Regions from separate parts of the Mus musculus genome. Here regions 1, 2 and 3 are each linked to region 4. A link is a loop called in an ENCODE intact Hi-C map of the cell type or tissue named here. Cell type or tissue: left cerebral cortex. All regions are shown on one strand.

What was found. Hi-C counts contacts between places; a loop is a spot of excess contacts. Peaks named below come from ENCODE experiments on the same cell type or tissue, not always from the same donor. Only the 100,000 strongest peaks of a DNase experiment are listed, where the experiment ranks them.
Region 1: it touches region 4 in a loop (3-fold over the local background); 19 of 42 quality-filtered maps call a loop at or near these places.
Region 2: a loop joins it to region 4, with 7 times the contacts of the local background. A loop is called at or near these places in 24 of 42 quality-filtered maps.
Region 3: it touches region 4 in a loop (2.4-fold over the local background); 17 of 42 quality-filtered maps call a loop at or near these places.

What each region holds. Positions count from the first base shown.
Region 1 is chr5:142,617,337-142,622,336 of GRCm38, forward strand. No RefSeq gene overlaps it. Among named protein-coding and RNA genes, the nearest start is that of Wipi2, 9.7 kb to the right of the region's middle. In left cerebral cortex, a CTCF peak has its summit at 2,778 (motif pointing left); a DNase peak (open chromatin) is centred at 2,763.
Region 2 is chr5:142,549,071-142,554,070 of GRCm38, forward strand. It overlaps Radil (Ras association and DIL domains), which reads right to left and starts at 2,028. Exons shown (of 15, transcript NM_178702.4): 1 at 1,910-2,028. In left cerebral cortex, a CTCF peak has its summit at 2,081; DNase peaks (open chromatin) are centred at 301, 1,396, 1,760 and 2,129; H3K4me3 peaks cover 1,497 bases; H3K27ac peaks cover 1,079 bases.
Region 3 is chr5:142,715,683-142,720,682 of GRCm38, forward strand. It overlaps Slc29a4 (solute carrier family 29 (nucleoside transporters), member 4), which reads left to right. Exons shown (of 11, transcript NM_146257.2): 7 at 1,910-2,154; 8 at 2,775-2,916; 9 at 3,029-3,216; 10 at 4,275-4,515. Among named protein-coding and RNA genes, the nearest start is that of Slc29a4, 16 kb to the left of the region's middle. In left cerebral cortex, a CTCF peak has its summit at 2,554 (motif pointing left); a DNase peak (open chromatin) is centred at 2,555.
Region 4 is chr5:142,499,971-142,504,970 of GRCm38, forward strand. Radil (Ras association and DIL domains) reads right to left here. Exons shown (of 15, transcript NM_178702.4): 5 at 3,943-3,980. It overlaps Gm38732 (a long non-coding RNA gene), which reads left to right and starts at 801. Exons shown (of 3, transcript XR_003955823.1): 1 at 801-2,770. In left cerebral cortex, a CTCF peak has its summit at 2,616 (motif pointing right); DNase peaks (open chromatin) are centred at 2,637 and 4,399.

The DNA.
Region 1 (5,000 bases), 120 kb after region 4:
CAGGCTGGCCTTGATGTTTCGGTGATCCTCTAGACTCAACCTCCCAAGTCCTGGCATGATTAAAAGGTGCTGTCACCCTGGCTTGGGATCACGTCTCTACAATGTGATGTCCTTGTGACCCATCCAAAGAGTAGGTAGCAGTTAGTCCTTCCATTTCATGACACTCTAGAATACAGTATGCCCTGGTTTATTTGGGTTCACTATGTCATACTGTCCTGGAGGTGGGAAGGGTTGCTCCCAGTGAGCTCTAAGGCTTCTTCTCTCAGGGGGCATAGTTGACTATTTATTTATTTGGGGTTCTTCAAAATGTCAGGTCTGATGAGAAAGTGCTGGAGACAGGAGAATGAAAGGAGATCCCTCCAGAAGTTTCCTTAGGCAGAGTCCTATTGTGTCAACTTTTTATGGGGCGACAAGAATAAACACCTATTTGCCCCCACATAGGAAATCAGTGACAGACTAAAGCAATAACTCTATCAAAGTCCAACTTGATGAACCAGTGAGTTTCATGGGGGTTACTAGCAGGAGTGTGGGTGGGGAGCTACTTGGAGGAACAGAGCCTCTCAAAGCTATGCGAACCCCTGAGAAGCCTACCCTAATCCACCATGGGCAAGGACTCATAAAATCTGCATCCATGAAGCTCTCAGGACAAAATACAAGCAGGTTAGCTTCCTCTCCCCAGTCCATCATAACTACTTCTATAACCTTGGACAGGGGTTTTGTGAATCCTTGTAATTTCAGGAACTTCCTGAGATTTGTAAGTTGTTTGCTTTCTGAATCTTAAAACGTCTCCCTTTTTTCCTGGGAGAGAATGCTTCAAATTGGAAGAAATTGGTAAATCAAAGTCAAGACCCATGCTTAGTGTCTAAGACAGTGGAGGGCTAAATGCTGTTCCATTGGCGCCTTTTCATGCTACCCTGTGTTGTTTCAGGGTTCCAGCAAAGCCAGAGCCTAGAGCTGGTCCCTCTATACATCCCCATTAACTCATCCTCCTGCATAGTTGGTACAGTCCAGATAACACCAAATAAATCACTTCCCTCTCACCTCCCCTGCTGCCTCATCCCCTTCTGGAAGACTTCTGTTTCTTCTTCAAGGCCCAGCACTAAACTCTACAAAGCCTCAAGGTTTGAAGCCACCATCCCCTTCTATACTTCCTTCTGACCAGCACTGAGCCTCCACGCTCTACTCCATCCTCCTCACCAACAAAGGCCAGCAACACAGGCCTCTACTATGAATCAGACTATGAGTTCTTGGAGTCTGAGGGCCCTAGGATGGGATGAGAAGACACAGTCTCTGGATTCGCACTGGGGTGGGCTAGTTTTTAGCAGCGCCTAGGATCTGGATGCTGCCAGGAAACAGGGATTTGTTTCGTTTTGTTTTAATTTGTATTATGTTTGGTTATTCGTGAAGGCGTTGGGGGTTGGAAGACAACTTGTAGGCATCTGTTATCTTCTCCCACAGTGTGGGTCCTGGAGGCACAACTTGTCACCAAGCTTGATGGCAGCTGCCTTCCTCTCAGCCAGTCCTGATCTGATATTGTCTTTTGAGACAGGGTCTCCTGCTGCCCAGGCTGGCCTCTAACTCCCTATGTAGCCGAGAATGATCTTGAACTCTTAAAGCTAAGGTTTCCACCTCTAAAGTATTGGAATGACAGGTATATATCATCATCACTCAGTTTTGCCTGGCTTCATGGATGCTAGACAAGCACTCTACTAACCAAGCTGCAGGCTTCTCTCTTTTTTAAAAGATGACTTATTTATTTTTTTATTTTATGTGCACTGGTCTTTTCCCTGTAAGTATGTCTGTCTGAGGGTGTTAGATTTCCCGAAACTGGAACCACAGACAGTTGTGAACTGCCATGTGGGTTCTGGGAATTGAACCTGGGTCCTTTGGGAAAGTAGCCAGTGCTCTCAATCAATGAGCCATCTCTCCAGCCACCACCACCCCCATCTTTCTTTTTCTAAAATAAAATGTTGCTATGTGGCCCAGGCTAGCCTTGAATTGGAAATTCTCCTGCCTCAGCTGCCCAAGTGCTGGGATTATAGCCTTGAGCCACCGTGCCAGGCATACCTGTAATTCCCCCTCCCCTCCCTTCCCCTCCTTCCCCCTCCTTTCTCTGCTTTCCCTCTCCTCCCCTCCCCTCCCCTCCTCTTGCTTCTCTTATTTTGAAGGGGGAGGGGCGTCTATTTGATTTTGAGTCAGGGTCTCACTACGTTGCTCACACTGACCTTGCACTGACTTTGCAGCCCCAGCAGGTCTGGAACTTGGAACTCTCCTGCCTCTGCCTTCTGCCTTAGCTGTGGTTCTGGGCCTGCCTGCATCACCATGGCTCCGCTCTCAAGGGCACCCACCGGCTGCTCTTCCACTGCTGAGTTGGTTTCCCAGCACCCACATGTTGGCTCACAAACACCCATAACTCCTGTTCCAAGGGATCCAACACTCTCTTCTGACCTCAAAGAGCACCAGCCACATATGTGGTGCACACATACACACATTCAGGCAAATAAAATAAATAAATCTTTTTAAAAATGTTCTGTTCTTAAAATTCTGGGAACTGACCATGAGATCTGATATCTACCCTTCCTTAGAGCTCCTGAGTGTGTATGTGTGTGAGTGTGTGTGTGTGTGTGTGTGTGTGTGTGTGTGTGCGCGAGCGCGAGTGCTGAGTGGGGGGCTTGAGCCCCACCCAGTCTAGGACAAACCCCTACCCTACCCTAGAAGAGAAGCCACAGTTCAGCAATATCCTGGCCCATGGTGCCCTCTGGTGGCTGGCAGTAAAGTCCCATCAAGGTGATTACAGATAGAGAAGGAGGTGTAGGGTTTATTTAGAGCTGCAGTTCTCAACCTGTGGGCCACAACCCTTACACAGGAATCACATACCAGATATTTACAATACGATTCATAATAGTAGCAAAAATCACAGTTATGAAGTAATCACGAAAATAATTTTGTGGTTGGGGGTCACCACAATATGAGGAGATGTAATAAAGGGTCGCAGCATTAGGAAGGTTGAGAGACGTTGATTTAGAGCATCTACAGGACTGTCACTGTTAGGAAGTATCCATCAAAATACATAATATTAATTCATTTTAATTATCATGTCATACAACAATTATATTGTTCCTTTATTAAGATGGTCTCAGCCCCCCCTCCAACTGGAGCTCCCTGTTAATGACTTCCTTGTCTTCCCCCTCCCAAGTGCTAGGATTATAGGCCTGCACTGTCAACCCCAGTTCACATGGGGATTGAACCCAGGGCTTTGTGCATGCTAGGCTAGCACACTGCCACCTGGGATCTGTTTCCATTTTAAAAATGAATTTAAACGCTACAAATCAAACCCAGGGCTTCACACAGCTAGACTAGCACTTTACCACTGAATTAAATCATCAGCCCCACCACCACCACACACACACACACTTTTTTCAGTGGAGGAAGGAGTCTATGTAGCCTAAGAAATCACGCCTCAAACTTGTGATGTTCCATCTGCCTTGACTTCCTGAGGACTGGGGTTGCAGGTGGGCATCACGATGCCCACTTTAAGATGCCCTGAGCCTAGTAAGACACTTCCAGCTTCCCTGTGCTGGCAGCCCCCAGTCAATGCTCACCTGAGTCCTCGCCTTCTCCCCAAAGCTTTCCTGTTCCTCCGCCTGCCTGTGGGTAGGCCTGTCACACTGGAAACCACAAGAGCCAGCGTTGGGAAAAGGACTACTTACCTGTGCTCATTGCATTTCCACATGCATGTGTCAGGAGTTCGAAGCCAGCCTGAGCGACATAGCGGAAGGGAAAGGGAGGGAAGGAAGTGGAGGAGAAGGAGGTACATCAAAGGATGGCAAAGGCCTGGGGAGGTGTGGAGGAATCCAAATGCCTACTTTGGGTTTTGTTTTGTGTGTGTGTGTGTGTGTTTGGTTTGGTTTGGTTTGATTTTTGCTTTGTTTTGCTTTGTTTTGTTTTGTTTTTTTGAGACAGGGTTTCTCTATGTAACCCTGGCTCTCCTGGAATTCACTCTGTAGACCAGGCTAGCCTCAATCATGTGGATGTCAGAAGGCAATTTGCTGTTGTTTGTTCCCTTCCTCTACCATGTGAATACTGGGAAATGAACCAGGGGAGGCTTCTAAGCAAGACTTCTTGCTGACCCGACTCTTGTGCACTCATGTGTGTGTGTGTGTGTGTGTGTGTGTGGGGCAGGGTAACATGTGCCACAGCACACCTCTGAAGGTCAAAGGACAATTTTGAGGCATCAGTTCCCTCCTGCCACCTTTACACAGGTTCAAAGGATCAAACTTAGGCCTCCAGGCTCCGGTGGCAAGCTCCCATACAGGGTAAGCCACATCAGGAGGTTGGCTTGGGGTTTTTGAATTTGGGAGAGCTCCAGGTGGAACTCTGGTCAAGTGATCAATTGGCTGGAACATCTGCAGCTCAAGGGAGTCAAATGGTCAGAAGGAAAGAAGGTGGGAGCCAAAATCATGTGGCAGCCCCTCAGTACCTTCACTTGTGTGTGTGTGTGTGTGTGTGTGTGTGTGTGTGTGTGTGTGTGTCTCTGTGTGTGTCTGCATCAGTGGTTATGTGCACATGAGTGCAAGGAGGTGATCACCTGGAGCTTAAGTTATAGATGGCTGTGAGCTGTGTGACCTGGGTGCTGGGAATGGAACTCAGGTCCTATGTGAGAGCAGCTGTGTTCTTAGTCCCAGAGCCAGAGCCACATCTGCAGTGCCCCCACCCCCACCCTCACCCCTGGAATCTTCGCTGAAAGCTAATGTTGCTCTGAGATGGCATTTAAAGCCACAAGACTCACCCCCTCCTTAGGAATCAGTAGAGAAGAGGCGTGATGTTGCCTGAACTGAACATTATAGAAGCTTATCTTCTCCTGACCCCACCCCCAATGCTGTTTTAACCATAGGGGCATGTCTGTGTAGTGGAATAGCAGGCAATAGGCAAAAAGAATGTGTTCATTATAAAGTGGCAGGAAAGGTTCCTTGTAGAGTGTTTGCCCAGTATGCAGGAGG
Region 2 (5,000 bases), 49 kb after region 4:
TTTAAATATTTAAAAAATCTATAAAATTTAAAATGTGGACGCATGGTAAAAAAATAAATAAATAAACATATATTTTTTTAAAGTTCAAGGTCGTCCGTGGCTATGCAGTTTGACTCAAAACACAAATAAATAAGAGGCAAGAGAAATGGAAAAGTACAAATGTGTAACTACTAGGCCCCCTCCTAGGGTCTTGGGGTCACGGGGTGCAAACTGGAGCCTCAGAAGTGGCCCCTCCCTCCTGTCCGGAGGGACTCTAAGACAGAGCTGGGAAAAGTGTGAAGAGCAGGAGATGACAGAACCTGGGTGGGTGTGACTCACTCCTCACCAGCGTCTCTCCTCAAGGGCCCCGAGTCCCAGTGAATGCCGAGCTTTCGCTTCTTGGTTTTTCAGAAAGTTTGGGTTTTTTTTTTATGCCCATCCTCCCCACGGCCACTAAAGAGTGGGCCCTGAGGTGGCCCTGAGTGGCTTGTAGACCTCTTTCCTTCCTAATCACAGAATCAAGAGTGGAGCCTGTTTGTCCACACAGGACAAAAATGTTTCTCAAAAGGCCACTTGGAATTCAGGGAAAGTCCTACAGAGGCGAGTACGCCCTGGGTAACCAGATCTGTTTTTCTGGAAGTATGACCTGTCTTTTCCTTTTTCTGCCTCATTCTCGCCTCTGACACACAAACATTTGAGGACAGCTCAGGTCCCAGAGAGTCAAGAGTACACGCAGGGCTCTCGCCGTGGCTGCCTCAGAAATTGTCTCTTTTCTTGTTCTCCGATTCTGCTTTTTTAAAAAAGAAAAAAAGAAAGGAAGAAAAGAGAAAAAAGAAAGAAAAGGAAAAAAAGTAAGGTTAAGTCACAGAGACCAGGCAGGCAGTGAGGTCAACGACGGCTGACATGGGTGGAGGGACGTCTCTGTTCCAACAGGACAATGTGGAACACATTATCATTCCAACAGAAGAAAAACTGAGCAGTCAACTTTGCAGACGGCGCATTAGCCTCCTCCCCTCATCCACAAATCCTATCTTTATGGCTCCAGCTGGAGGGCGGCTTTAAAGGCAAGCATAATTCAATCAGGTTTCATTTGGGCCGCTAGTCACTTAGCAAAAAGGGACTGACTTCTCCCAGCAGGATTAAAGAGAAGCTCCTCTCTGGAATGCACAAGAGGTGGCCCGCAGCACCGAGAGACACCAGTAATCAAATTCTTTTTGGTAATTCAGATTAACCAAACACTCGACAGGCGACAGAGGCTGGGCCGGGCAGGTCTGCAGCCTGTCAGGCCCCCATCCCAGGGCTCCCCAGGGACAGAAGCCAGATCCCTTTGAGGGCCTCGGAGCTCCAGCTCAGCATCTGTCTCAGGCGCGGCACTTGTCGGGGGACTGGCTGGAAATGATACAGAAATAGCTGGAGAAACAATGCCTCTCGCGGGCACACCGATGGGGAGGAGACGCGATGCGGGACGGGTGTAGGCGGGGGTGTCACCACCATCCTGGTGGGCGAGTGCGGGACTCCCGCCTTGAGCTCTTTCGGGTTGTTCCAGGTTAGATTGCACCTCCAAAGCACTACCAGGTAAACTGAGGCCTGGAAAGGTCCCTTGGCCACGAGTGACGGAACCCGGATTGCCCCTGGAAGTCCACGGGGCCACGCAACCCGCGCCCACCCGGCCTTCAGGTGCAGCTCCCCCGGGCCGCTCCAGGCCCCGTGCGCTCGCCGGTTTCCATGGCAACCGAGCAAGCCTGCCTCCATCGCGCCCGGACTCGCCGTGGGGACCGTGACCAGCGCGGCCCCGCCCCAGCGCGTGCCCCGCCACCCGTGTCTCAGCCCGCGGTCTCCGCACCCTCCGCGGGTCCCCGCAGTGGCCCAGCCGCACCTCCTGGGCCATCCTCGGCCTCTGCTGACCTTCCTTCTCGCGCCCCGCACTCACCTCAGCGCAGCCTGTCAGCTGCGTCCCCCGCGCGCGGCTCCCACGCCCGCCGTTAGCCGAGCTGGCGCCCGGCTCGAAGCGCCTCCTGCCGGCCGCGCAACGGACAGGGCGAGGCCTCCGAAGGGGCGGGGCCTCTGGGGGCGGAGCCTCTAAGGGCGGGGAGTCGGGCGAGACGAACAGAAACTTGACACCTCAGCGCCCAATGGGCAGAGACGGAGCCTCGAGTGGGCGGGGTCACATGTATTAGGGCGGGCCTGGCCGACCGAGAAAGATAGGCTGTGCGCTAGCGCCCCCTTCTGGTCCCCAACGGTAAGAACGATTCTCTAAGAGGTGTGGCCTTTGAGTGGGCGTGGCCTCGGCAAGGGGGCGGGGCTAGTTTCCCAAAGTCGAGTCGTGGTATCTCAAGGGGCGGGGCTGCAGGAAAGAAGGGCGTGGCCTGTTCTTGGGCCCCCCTGCTTTGGGGTTGTGTACTCTATGATCAAGTAGGTGGTGTTTGGCCTCCACCCCAGTTAGTGGACGAAGGTGGAGGGGTGGACAAAGATGGACAGGTACATAACTGAATATGCATGAAACTGACCAGGGACAGGAAGGCCAGACTTTTATTTTATTGAATATATTTTTATTTATTCATTGACAATTGCATACGTGTATATAGTGTGTGTTGTCAGCATTTAACCCCAGTTCTTTAATTTTAATGTATCCTTCGTAGAATTTTATTTTACATTTTAGATAGGGTCTCATAGATGCCAGATTGGCCTCAAACTCCATGTGACCAAGGCTGGCCTTGCACTCCTGATGCTATTACCTCCATTGTCCTTGTGTTGGAATTACAAGCTTGCACTACCATGCCTAGTTAATGTAGTTCTGGGGATCGAACCAAGGGCCTCATGTATGCAATACAAATGCTCTACCAACTGAATCACTTCAACCCTAAGCAGCCAGAATTTTAAAAACACAAGTCAAATTATGGCAGACTAACTTTAAACCATGCAAAATGGGACCAAATCAGCTCTAGGTCCTTGACCCAAATAATGTATTTTGCTTTGACTTCTCTCTGGTATGTTCAGTGATCTCAAACTGCACACCCTAACCCGAGAAGTATATCTTTTTGTGGGCAGTTTGTCAAGAACTATACTGTAGAGAAGTAGTTCTCAACTTTCCTTAATGTTGCAACCCTTTAATACAGTTCCTCACTGGGTGGTTTGAATAGATATGGCCCCATACACTTCTGTGTTTGAATGCTTGGCCCATAGAGAGTGCCACTATTAGGAGGTGTGGTCTTGTTGGAGGAAGTGTGTCACTGTGGGGGTGGACTTTGAGGTCTCCTATGCCCAAGCTACACCTAGTATGACATATGGTCAGCCTCCTGCTGCCTGCGGATCGAGATGCAGAACTCTCAGTTCCTCTTCCAGCACTATGCCTGCCTGGATGCTGCCATGCTTCCCACCATGATGATAATGAACTGAACCTCTGAAACTGTAAGCAGGCCCAGATAAATGTTTCTTTTACTTTGGTCATAGCATCTCTTCACAGCAATGAACCCCTAACTAAAACACTCATGTTGTGGTAACCCCCAACCATAGAATTATTTCACTGCTACTTTATAATTTTGCTACTGTTATGAATTGGGATGTAAATATCTGGTATGCAGGATACCTGATATGCAATCCCAAAAGGGGTTGTGGCCCATAGGTCGAGAACCGCTGCTGTAAAGTAATGGCCCCATGTTTGAGACCAGGGGAAGGGGACAGACATTTACAGAGCACCTCTTCTGTCAGGTCCTATGCTTGGGGGCTTTACCCAGCCCAGCTCGGATACACACACTAACTCTTAAAAGGTTCCCACTATTCAACTTCTTCCTGAGGATGTAGTGTCTCTCAGAAGTCCATTGACTGAAGGTCAATTAAGACTTGGCTTGTCTATATGATGAACTAGTACCCTCCCCATAGACCTTTAAAAAAAAGATTTATTTATTATTATGCATAAGTACACTGTAGTTGACTTTAGACTCACCAGAAGATGGCGTCAGATCTCATTAGGGGTGGTTGTGAGCCACCATGTGGTTGCTGGGATTTGAACTTGGGACCTTCAGAAGAGCAGTCAGTGCTCTTACCTGCTGAACCACCTCACTGGCCCCCCATAGACCCTTACAGGGCACCCTTATAGGGCACCACCCCATTCACACCAGCCTCCTCATGCACCTCAGCCTGGGAGGCTGTAACCAAACAATATACTAGAATACTTCCATACAATTTCCTACAAACAATAACAAACCTGAAGAGGCAGTTATCAGAGCTAGGAAGAGAGGCTGGGTTCAGGCTTGGATATTCCTTCTGCCACATCCCAGACCATGACCCAAGTCCCACCTCCAAACTTCCCACCCCTGTCTCTGCAGAGAACCCCAAACTGCAGCTTGGGAACCAGGTTGGACAGTTTTTGTAAATAAAGTTTTATTGGGACACAGCTACAATTGTTTGCTTACATACAGCATGGGAGCCAGATTGGACTACTTTTTGTAAAGTTTTACTGGGACACAGCTAAGATTGTTTATTTACGTACTAAATGACTGATGATCTGTGGCCTGTAGTGGATTGAATGTGAAACATCCACCCTGGGCTTACGTTTCAAAGGTGTGGCCAGCATTTGGCAGTGTTATTTCGGAAGGCTGTAAAGACATTATAGAGTGAGCCCAGCCAGAAGGAGCAGGTCGCGGGGACAGGCTTTTGAGGGATTGTCATCCTTGAAGACTTTCTGTCTGCTGCTTTCTTTCTGTTACCTCATGAGGGTTTGCTCGAAAATGCAATGCTCTGCCTGTGACCAAGGACTGATATCTCTGAAATCATAAGCCAAGAAAGTATTCCTCTTTTCAGTTGTTTCTGTCCAGCAATGTAAAAGTGATGAAGACAGTTGCAAACGACTAAAAATTACCTCCTTAAAGGCCCCACCTCCAATAACATTCCGGGGTACTGGGACTTCAGCATCTGAATTTTAGGGGAGCACATGGCTCATCCCAGTAAACCAGCTTTCTTTTCTTTTTCTTTCTTCTTTTTTTAAAAAAAAAAGATTTATTTATTTATATTATATGTAAGTA
Region 3 (5,000 bases), 220 kb after region 4:
GGAGGGGCCTTGAGAATCTTGTGTAGTTCAGCTGGACTTGCAATCTTTATATCTTTATTCCCTGAGTCTTTTTGACACCCCCCCACCCCCCCCCACCCCCCCCCACCCCCCACCCCACCCCCCACCCCCGCCTTCCTCTAAGAGGACCGTTTCAACTTTGGAAATTTGCAACATTGTGTGTGTGAGTGCATGCGCCTGGGCAAGTGTAGTGTGCTGAGGCTTAGCTTGCTCAGGCCTGTATGTATCAGCTGGCTCCACTCAGGACCAAGCCTTTCTCAGATCCCCCCCCCCTTCACCAACCACCCTGCTTAGTACTTAATTGCTTGTCTGCGAAGCCACCTCCCAGATGCCCTTTCTGATACCCAGCACCTTACTCAACCTGAAGTTTACCCAATGCCCAGACCCCAAAAGACCCCTGGACATGCCCTCCAGGTACAGTCTGAGTCTACCAGGTCTTGCCTTCTATTCTGTAGCTAGTCACAACGAGACAAGCAACCGGGCTTAGCCAGTGTCATCCTCAGAGGCTACTCTCCATGGCCCCTCCATGGCAGCCTGCTGTGGGCTCCTTCTGCCACGTGCTGCCTGGTATATCAAACCGTACCACATAAGGCTAACTTCTGGGAGGCGGCCAGCACACAGGTGCAGATTTTTTGTTGTTGTGCTGAGGCAGGGTCTCTTGTAGCCCAGGCTGGCTTGCAACTATGTATAGCTGAGGATAACCTTGAACTCCTGATCCCCCTGCTCCCGATTCCTGAGTATTGGGGTTCTAGGCACTATCTTTACACTGTGTTGGGACCAGGATGCCATGCGCGCTTAACAAAAACTCTACCAACTGAGCCACATTCACACCCAAAACCGGTAGATTTTTACAGTGGAATCTGTGAGGCTGGCCCATGAGGATGGTGGATCCCTTTGGGACTCCCCCGAGACAGACTTGTTCAGAGCCCTGTCCGTCTTCATCAGCTCATAGTGGACAGGACAAGTCCTGCCTCACATTGCCCTGTGGCTGTGGATTGAACTCGGGCAAACCTTCATGAGTTATCTGCAGCATACTTGCCCGCCTTGACCCTGACACCCTCCTCCAGCTGGCCCTTGCTCTGGGGGTGGGGGGAACCTCTCAGTATTTCACACGTGCTCAAGCCTCTTACCTGTTTGATGTGCTCGCTCTCAGTCTGTGTGCCTGGCTCCTGTGTACTGCAGACTTAACTGCAGGCTCAGCTGTCCCCTTCCAGGATAAGATGCTCCGATCCTTCCCCCTCTCGCCACATCCTCTGCCCGGGCGTACACCCTGTACCACTGTTATGTGTTTCTGTGGCTTGTCTGTGGCCTCTTGCCATCAAGCCTAGGAAGGCAGGAGCCTTGTGTCCTCCTTGTAGGGAGCAGCTCAAGGCAGGATGCCCAACAAGAGCCCAGTGATGGTGCCCATGGTGTGTGAGTGGATGGCAGAGTCAGACAGGGGTTGTGGGGGGCCCTGGGGGAAGGGGAGCTGAGGCAGGCTGGATGGATAGACAGGCAGCTGAGGGGTGGGGCTGGTGAGAGCAGATTCATCAGGGCTGGGGGCAGGGAGACAAGGAGAGGGGTTGCAAGTGGCTGGAGAAGGCTTAGAGAGAAGCCCAGACAAGATGTAACTGGTAACTGGTGGGGCTTGGCAATGTAGGGAGGGGCTAGGAGGAGCCATCGCTTGGACAGGGTGCAGGCTGTGGGGTCTTGTAGGATGATGGACCAGTATGGACCAGGTGCTGTGGGTGGGGGGCCCAGAACAGTAGAAGGATGGAGCAGAGAGGACCCAGTGAGGAAGGGCTGGTGGATGGGGTGGAGTGGGGTGGGAGCAAGGGCGGTAGAGCATCGGAGGGTGGCACGGGTGATAGAAGCTTCAGGGAATGTTGATGTGCCACTGCCTCCCCTCCAGGCACGGCAGGGGTGATGATCTCTCTGAGTCGAATCCTCACTAAGCTGCTGCTCCCGGACGAGCGGGCCAGCACCATCATCTTCTTCCTGGTGTCTGCCGGCTTGGAGCTCCTGTGCTTCCTGCTGCATCTGCTGGTGCGGCGCAGCCGTTTTGTGCTCTACTATACCACTCGGCCCCGTGACAGCCGCCCCGTCCAGGCAGGCTACCGAGTGCACCACGATGTCGCATCCGGAGACATCCACTTTGTAAGTGTCCTGGCCTGGCCTGGCCTCCTTCTCCCACACAGGCGCCTGAAGAGTTCCTCGTTGGCCCTGTTATTGATCCCTCAATCTCAAGCTGCAGGTTTGTTTCTGTACCCTGAGAAATTCCATTCTGTGGACCACCTTCCATGACTCCCTGTTGGGACAGTAGGAAGTGAGGCCTTTCTAGCTATGGCCAGGGAGAAGAGCCCGGGATCTGTGGCAGATTAACAGAACCTCAAAAGTATGATTAATGGAAGCCAGGGGAACCCTATAATACGCTCCCTTCCATTACAGCTCAGGGGTTGCCTCTGTGAGGACCCCAATACAGATCATTACTTCTTACTACCAACTCCTTGGGTTAGCCAATCTGCAGTTCTGCGAAGATAGAGCGCCCTCTGGTGGTCACATCCTGCATTACCCTTCCACCCAGCCCCAGCTCAGGTTCCAGGGCTGTGTGACTTAAGGCTCTGTGACTTAAGGCTGGGTGGAGGGAATCAAGGGAAATAGTATCCCTTGATAAGGAAGTGCACACAGCAGGTACTAACTTAATGTCTAGATGACTGTGGCTCCACCATTTGCTCTGGGTATCTAACCCATGACTCCCATCATTCTTTGACACACAGGAGCACCAAACTCCAGCCCTATCCAGCAGCAGGTCCCCGAAGGAGAGCCCGGCCCATGAGGTGACGCACAGCAACAGTGGGGTCTACATGCGTTTTGATGTGCCCCGGCCACGAGTCAAACGAAGCTGGCCCACCTTCAGAGGTAACGTGATACTGTGGAGTCCGGTGGCGTCCGTGGCTGTCACACGGGCTGAGACAGCAGGGGCCCCATGAGCGCCAGCCTCTAACATTCCTCACTCCCCTCCCCCCACAAGCCCTGCTGTTGCACCGATACGTCGTGGCGCGGGTCATCTGGGCCGACATGCTGTCCATTGCGGTAACCTACTTCATTACACTGTGCCTGTTTCCGGGCCTGGAGTCCGAGATCCGCCACTGCGTGCTGGGGGAGTGGCTGCCCATCCTGGTGATGGCCGTGTTCAACCTGTCAGACTTTGTGGGCAAGGTGAGCCTCAGGGTGGCTTTGGGGAACCCTAGTAAGGCTCTGGTCTTTCTGGAGCAAAGCCAGGCTGAGGGTACGTGTTGGAAGAATGGTAGCCATGAGTGTCACCATCTCTAACACTGTCCTGTGGAGTCTAGCCCCTGCCTGGTCTCTCTGGTATCAACTGTGCTTCAGGCTAGAATCAGTCCTGATTTCTCCTGCCCCACAGTCACTAGTGGATCTGTCTGAGGATGACACAGGCACAGGCTGCCAGCTGGGCAGCACGTCTGTCACACAAGTAGATAGGGCTGGAGTGGCACCCTAGCCATGCTGCAAGCTCACGTCTCTTTGCAGTCAGTTTGCTGAATACTGTGGAGTATGCAGGGTGGGACCCAGGGCCTTGGCCTTGTAGGGCAAGCATTCTACCACTGAGCTACATTACAAGCCCTTCACCAGGAGTGCTCTAGAGTCCCCCAGGGAGGGGCTGGGGTATGGCTCAGTGGTAGAGCCCCTGCCTAGAATCCCCAGTGAGGGGCTGGGGTGTGGCTCAGTGGTAGAGCCCCTGCCTAGAATCCCCAGTGAGGGGCTGGGGGCGTGGCTCAGTGGTAGAACCCCTGCCTAGAATCCCCCAGTGAGGGGCTGGGGGTGTGGCTCAGTGGTAGAGCCCCTGCCTAGAATCCCCCAGTGAGGGGCTGGGGTGTGGCTCAGTGGTAGAGCCCCTGCCTAGAATCCCCCAGTGAGGGGCTGGGGGTGTGGCTCAGTGGTAGAGCCCCTGCCTAGAATCTCCCAGTGAGGGGCTGGGGCGTGGCTCAGTGGTAGAGCCTCTGTCTAGAATCCTTTAGGGAAGTGTTGGGAGGGACCAGAAGCATAGCTCACCATTAGAGTGTTTGTCTAGCATATTCCAGGTTTCACCTTCTATCACCAGTACTGTAAAGGGGGCAGGTTATGAGATGGTGCGGCTCTTGTAAGGTAAGCTGGACCCAGTCAAGGTTGTCAGGCACAGGGTGTAACTGGAGGGCCTGGCTGGCAGAGAGACGGGCTTATGGCTAGGTGGGTAATCCCAGACTCCCTGCTCTCTGCAGATCCTGGCAGCCCTGCCCGTGGAGTGGCGGGGCACTCACCTGCTCGCCTGCTCTTGCCTGCGTGTGGTCTTCATCCCCCTCTTCATCCTGTGTGTGTACCCCAGTGGCATGCCTGCCCTCCGCCACCCTGCCTGGCCCTGTGTCTTCTCGCTGCTAATGGGCATCAGCAATGGCTACTTTGGCAGTGTGCCCATGATCCTGGCAGCTGGAAAAGTGAGCCCCAAGCAGCGGGAACTGGCAGGTAAGACCCGTGGGACCCACGTACAGTAAGGGCTTGAGCCTGTACACCTAGCGCTCTCCTAAGCAGCGGGACATGATGCTGCCCACATTTGCGGGGTTACAGTTCTGAGATAGAGATGGCCAATAAACCGAGGTAACAGACAGATGTGTTATGTTTCATGGTTGTAAGTCCTAGGGGCTATTAGTCTGAGAAGTTAGGGCAGATGAAAGGACTGGGGAGCCATGATGTAAAGAAAACAATCTTGCAAAATTTTTCTGAGAAGATGGCTTTTGAGCAAAATCCTGGAGGAAGAAATGAGGGAGACAGATACAGGAAGCTGCAAGGAATGGCACCTAAGCAGAGGGAGCCATGTGTGCAAAAGTCCTGAGACTTGGCCCAGTGGTAGGGCTCCTGCCTAGAATCCCCCAGTGAGGGGCTGGGGGTGTGGCTCAGTGGTAGAGCCCCTGCCTAGAATCCCACAGTGAGGGGCTGGGGCGTGGCTCAGT
Region 4 (5,000 bases):
TCAAAGTTAAAGACTGTGGAGCCACAAATGCCTGCCATTTGATGTTGCTACACAGCCTGGGGCTCCTAAGGAACTGTCCACACCCATGGGAACATCTGGGGACTTAATGGGGCTGATGGGGGGTGGGGGGTCAGGAGGGAGGGTCTGGTCTTTCTCCTGTTGTCCCAGGGCTGCCAGACTCTCCCCTGCAGTCCCAGGCTCTATCCGGCCATTTCAGTTTAGTCCACAAACAATGGTGCCCTCTCTGTCCTGCGCCTGGGTGGGAAGAAGCTGGCTGGTGCCCATCTCTCCTGTGTCAGCTGCTGAGCACCGTGCTTAGCCTGCACAGCACCGAGTCTTGTTGGCTCTTCACCCCAGCGTGACTTATACAGTGGCATGCAGAAGAGCCGCACATGCTCAGAAGAGAAGTCATTTGATCTTGAGAGCCCCACTCCATTGTTTTTAAGATTCACTGCCTTCCTCAATTTCCCCAGGAACCCAAAGGGGAGGGCAGCTCCCATGGGAAGGAAACCAGCATGTATCTTGTTGCCTAGAGAGCCTAGGCAACCACAACCCCCATCATACCATCATATCGTCACATCGTATGGTGGTCACTCTAAGAAAGGAGCATCCTGGGAGCTCTCTGGCTGGCCAGCAGTCTGCACCAGTGAGCTAGCTACAGGCTCAGTGAGAGATGCTACCTCAAAGGAAAGGGCAGAACAGGACAAGGCTCCTCTGGCACCCTGCAACACACACACACACACACACACACACACACACACACACACACACACACACACACTGTGCACCCTGCAACACACACACACACACACACACACACACACACACAGAGAGAGAAAGACCAAGGCAGATGGACACATTTTCTGACCCCAAGTCCAAGAGGTGGGTCACCACACAGCTGCACAAAGTCACCCCAGGATGACATCAGGCAGGAGGAAAACAGTCCATGCTGAGGGAGGGGAACCAGAAATAATGATTAGGGGGGAAAGAAAACAAACACTGGTAAGAAAAGAACAAGGCCAAGTTGAGATAAACACAGATTAGAAATGCAAATTACAGCACAAGGTGCCTTGGGAAACAGCGGGGCTGGGGCTGGAGCAAACAAGTCATAAAGTGAGAGGCAGGAAGCAGGAGGGGCCAGGCAGAGAGAGAAATACTAGCTCTGTGTGCTGAGGAGGGGTGGGGTGAGAGGGATACCTGTGACGTGGGAGTGTGGGAGTGCTGAGGGGGTGTGGGGGCGTGGAGCATGTAGGGAGATGTGGGGGCATGAGATGTATGTGAGAGGTTTATTACTGTGTGTGTGTGTGTGTGTGTGTATGTGCGCGCACGTGCGTGCGTGCGTGTGCGTGTGGTGTGGGTATGTGTGTGGTTTGTAGGATGTATGGAAGGTGTAGGAAGGACGTGGGGTACATATGTCAATTTGTATGTGTATGTATGGTGTCTGTGTGGGTGTATCTGTGTGTGTCTGTGTGTCTCTCTCTATATATGTGTCTGTGTGTCTCTCTGTGTGTGTGCGTGTTTCTCTGTGTGTATGTGTCTCTGTTTGTGAGTCTGTGTGTGTCTGTGTTTATGTGTCTGTGTGTGCCTGTGCATGTGTATCTGTGTGGGTGTCTCTGTATGTGTGTCTGTGTGTGCGTGTTTTTCTCTGTGTGTATGTGTCTCTGTATCTGTATGTGTGTGTCTGTGTGTGTCTCTGTGTGTGTCTGTGTCTCTGTGTGTGTGTCTGTGTTTATGTGTCTGTGTGTGCCTGTGCATGTGTATCTGTGTATGTGTCTCTGTATCTGTGTGTGTGTCTGTGTGTGTCTCTGTTTGTGTAGTTCAGAGAGCAGTTTTAGGCATTATTCCTTAAGAGCACTGCCCGTTTTGCTTTAGAGACTGGGTCTCTCAGTGATCTAAGGCTCACTGAATAGGCTAGGCTGGCTGGCCATAGCAGAGCATAAGGACTTGGACTGGAAGTGCATGGTTGCCAGGCCAGGAAATCTGGGAAGCAGCCTCCGTGTCCACAGAGCAGAGGAGAAACATCTGGCAGCCTGTGGGCAGGCTGAGCCCAGATGTGAGTTTGTGGGATTGACTGCTGTGTGCTGTACTGTCCTATGTCCTTGTACTGATTCATTCTCTTCAAAAGGAAAAAGGAATTGGAAAAAAAAAAAAGCAATGAGCATGCATTATGGATGAGAACGGAACCCTGAGAGTTCTGGAAATACAGCAGGGACAAGCTGCTAAAGGGAAAGCCTTGGCTCTTCCTGTCCGCAGGGAAGCAGGAGACACAACCCTGCATCTCCACTGTGGGAACAGGACCAATACCTTTGCAACTCTTCTGAGATCTGCCATGTGGTCAATAGCCCTTTGGCATCACTGCTGCCTCTGGCTAGTCTGCATAGACCTGTTAGGTCTCTTCATGAAGCTGCGGACTCCAGGGGTCCAGACTCCCACTGGCTTATAACACTGGCAAGCATGGGAGGTGGCCTGAGCTCAAGTCCATTGATGGGGATTGAGGATGGCAGGAGCCCAGCCCTTTGTCCTGACCTCTGTGTCTTTTGATTCTATTGTACAAAAAGGAGGTTACTGCACAACCCTGAGGCACCTGTAAGCAACAGCATGCTGCTGAGTCTGTGGTAGGGACATGTGACCAGTAGGTGGAGCCCTTGGTCTCACAATTCCAGTCCACTCCCTAGCTCAGAGACCAACTTCAACTCAGCCTCAGCCTTACCAGGCCAGCATGGCTTCTCTGGCTACTCGGATAGTATGAAAACACCCGCACGAGTCACAGGTACTGTCTGGGATTTTTTTTTTTTTTTTTTTGGTTTTGTTTTAAAAATACAGGGTCTCAGGGTCTCATGTATCCCAGGCTTGCCTCAAATTCACTATGTCACCAAGGATGACCTTGAACTTCACACACACACACACACACACACACACACACACACACACACACACACACGTCTGAGTGTTGGGATTACAGGCCTGTCTCTCCACACCTGGTTTATGTGGGCTGGGGATGGAACCCAGGGCTTCCTGCATGCCAGGCAAGCGCTCTACCCACTGAGCCACACCCAGCCCTGGGCCCGATTTTCTAAGCTTCCTTTTTAGTACTAGCATGCTGGAAGAGCCAAGGCTGCAGTTTACTGACTCCCTCCTAGTATATATCCTACAGATATGCCACTGCTGCCCTGACAAGTCCCACCAAGAGGCCTCTCATGAAGGCTTCCGATCTGGGAGGACACATGCTCTGGGCCTCAGTGTCAGCCAATCTGATGATATGTAATCCAGGGTGGCCCACAAACCCTGCCAGTGTACTTTCCATGGAAGCTGGGCTAGGGTGCATTGACCAGGAAAGTAAGGTGTGGGGCCACTCAGAAACAAATCTTTCCTCTCTGTGTTAAAGATGCTCTGGGGAATGCAGTGTGTGTGTGTGTGTGTGTGTGTGTGTGTGTGTGTGTGTGTGTGTGTATGTGTTGCACATGCTAGGTAATTAGTCTACCACTGAGCAGCTGGTGAGCCTTTTGTGGAGTGTCTGCTGTTGATTTAGTACTGACGATTGAACCTGGGTCCTCCCGGGTGCTAGGCAAGTGATCTATGCTAAGCCACTCCTTCACCTCACTGTGAGATCCTAAGCAGGAGGTCTACAGCTTACCCACACTCCACAACCCCTCAATGGGAGAGTCTAGGTCAGAGCTCTGTGAGATTTTTTACTTCCTATTTGGGACAGGGTCTGCATTAGCTGCCCAGGCTGGCCATGTAGTCACTATCTAGAACAGGCAAACCTTGAACTTGCAATCCTCCTGCCTCAGCCTCCTAAACAGCACCACCAGGCCTACCTAGGAAATTTCCCATTACAGCTTCCCAGGGTGGTTGGGAAAGAGGGATGGATCTGGAGCCAAGCCCAGGGAGGCTGCAGGGAACTTGATGTTAAGGGAGGGATAGTAACTAGGTCACACTTACAGTTGTGCCTGCTTTTCCGCTAGTTCTTTGGTCTTCTCCTAGAAAGGAAAAAAGTAAAATGAAAGCGAATGTGAGGAAGAGACTAGCAGCAGGACATACTCAAGCACAGCACCCCAGGCCTGCGGGACCGACAGGTCAGCGGGAGACAGACTTGCCACACGCTCCCTAAGTCCTATCCCTGGAACCCACTGGTGACAGAGCGGTGGGGTGCTGCTGCAAGGATCTCATGGCTGCAGGCAGCATGTACCCTCACTGCTGTGCCCTGACTGTGGCAACCACAGGGGTTGAAGGCTGCCTCAAGGGACAAGGGGAGCCACTACACCCTGAACTGTCTTTTCGAGTTTATTCAGTGTTAAAGGGATGCCTGCACCACTATTCTGAGCTATGGCAGTCAGACCTACTACTAGTGGGGACTTCCTTCTCTACAGCGCCCTCAAATCTGGCAGGGATGGTTTGTGTGTGTGGGCACATTATGACTTCTGCTTCTTCTAGCACTGAAGACATTACCAAAGCCAGCAGCCGGCAGAGAAACATATCTGCCAGCCCAGCACTGCCACTTGGGAGATGGGGGCCAGCCTGGGCTGTGAGACCCTGTCTCAGACAAACAAATATGCAAACAAAAATAATTAAAACAACCAACCAACCTTCTGAGCAGGCCTGGTTCTCTAGAGTAAGGATCCTTATCCCTTTTCTTCTGCTTCTTTTTTTGGGGGAGGGGGTGGTGGTGGGCATTTTTGGTTTTGTTTTGTTTTTGAGACTGGGACTTTCTATGTAACCCTGGCTGTGATAGAACTCACTATGTAGACCAGGCTGGCCTTGAAATCACGAAGATCTGCCTGCCTCTGCCTCTCAAAGCCAGGATTAAAGGTGTGTGCCACTATGCCTAGACCTACTTCCTTTTTAAATCTTTATTTATTTTTAGGTCTCTGTGTGTGCGTCTGCTTATCTGTATGTGCACCACATGTGTGCCCCTAGGAGACTTAGAAGAGGTCATCAGACCTCCAGAAACTGGAGTCCCAGGAAGTCGTGAGCTTTCTGATGTGAGTCCTCTACATGAG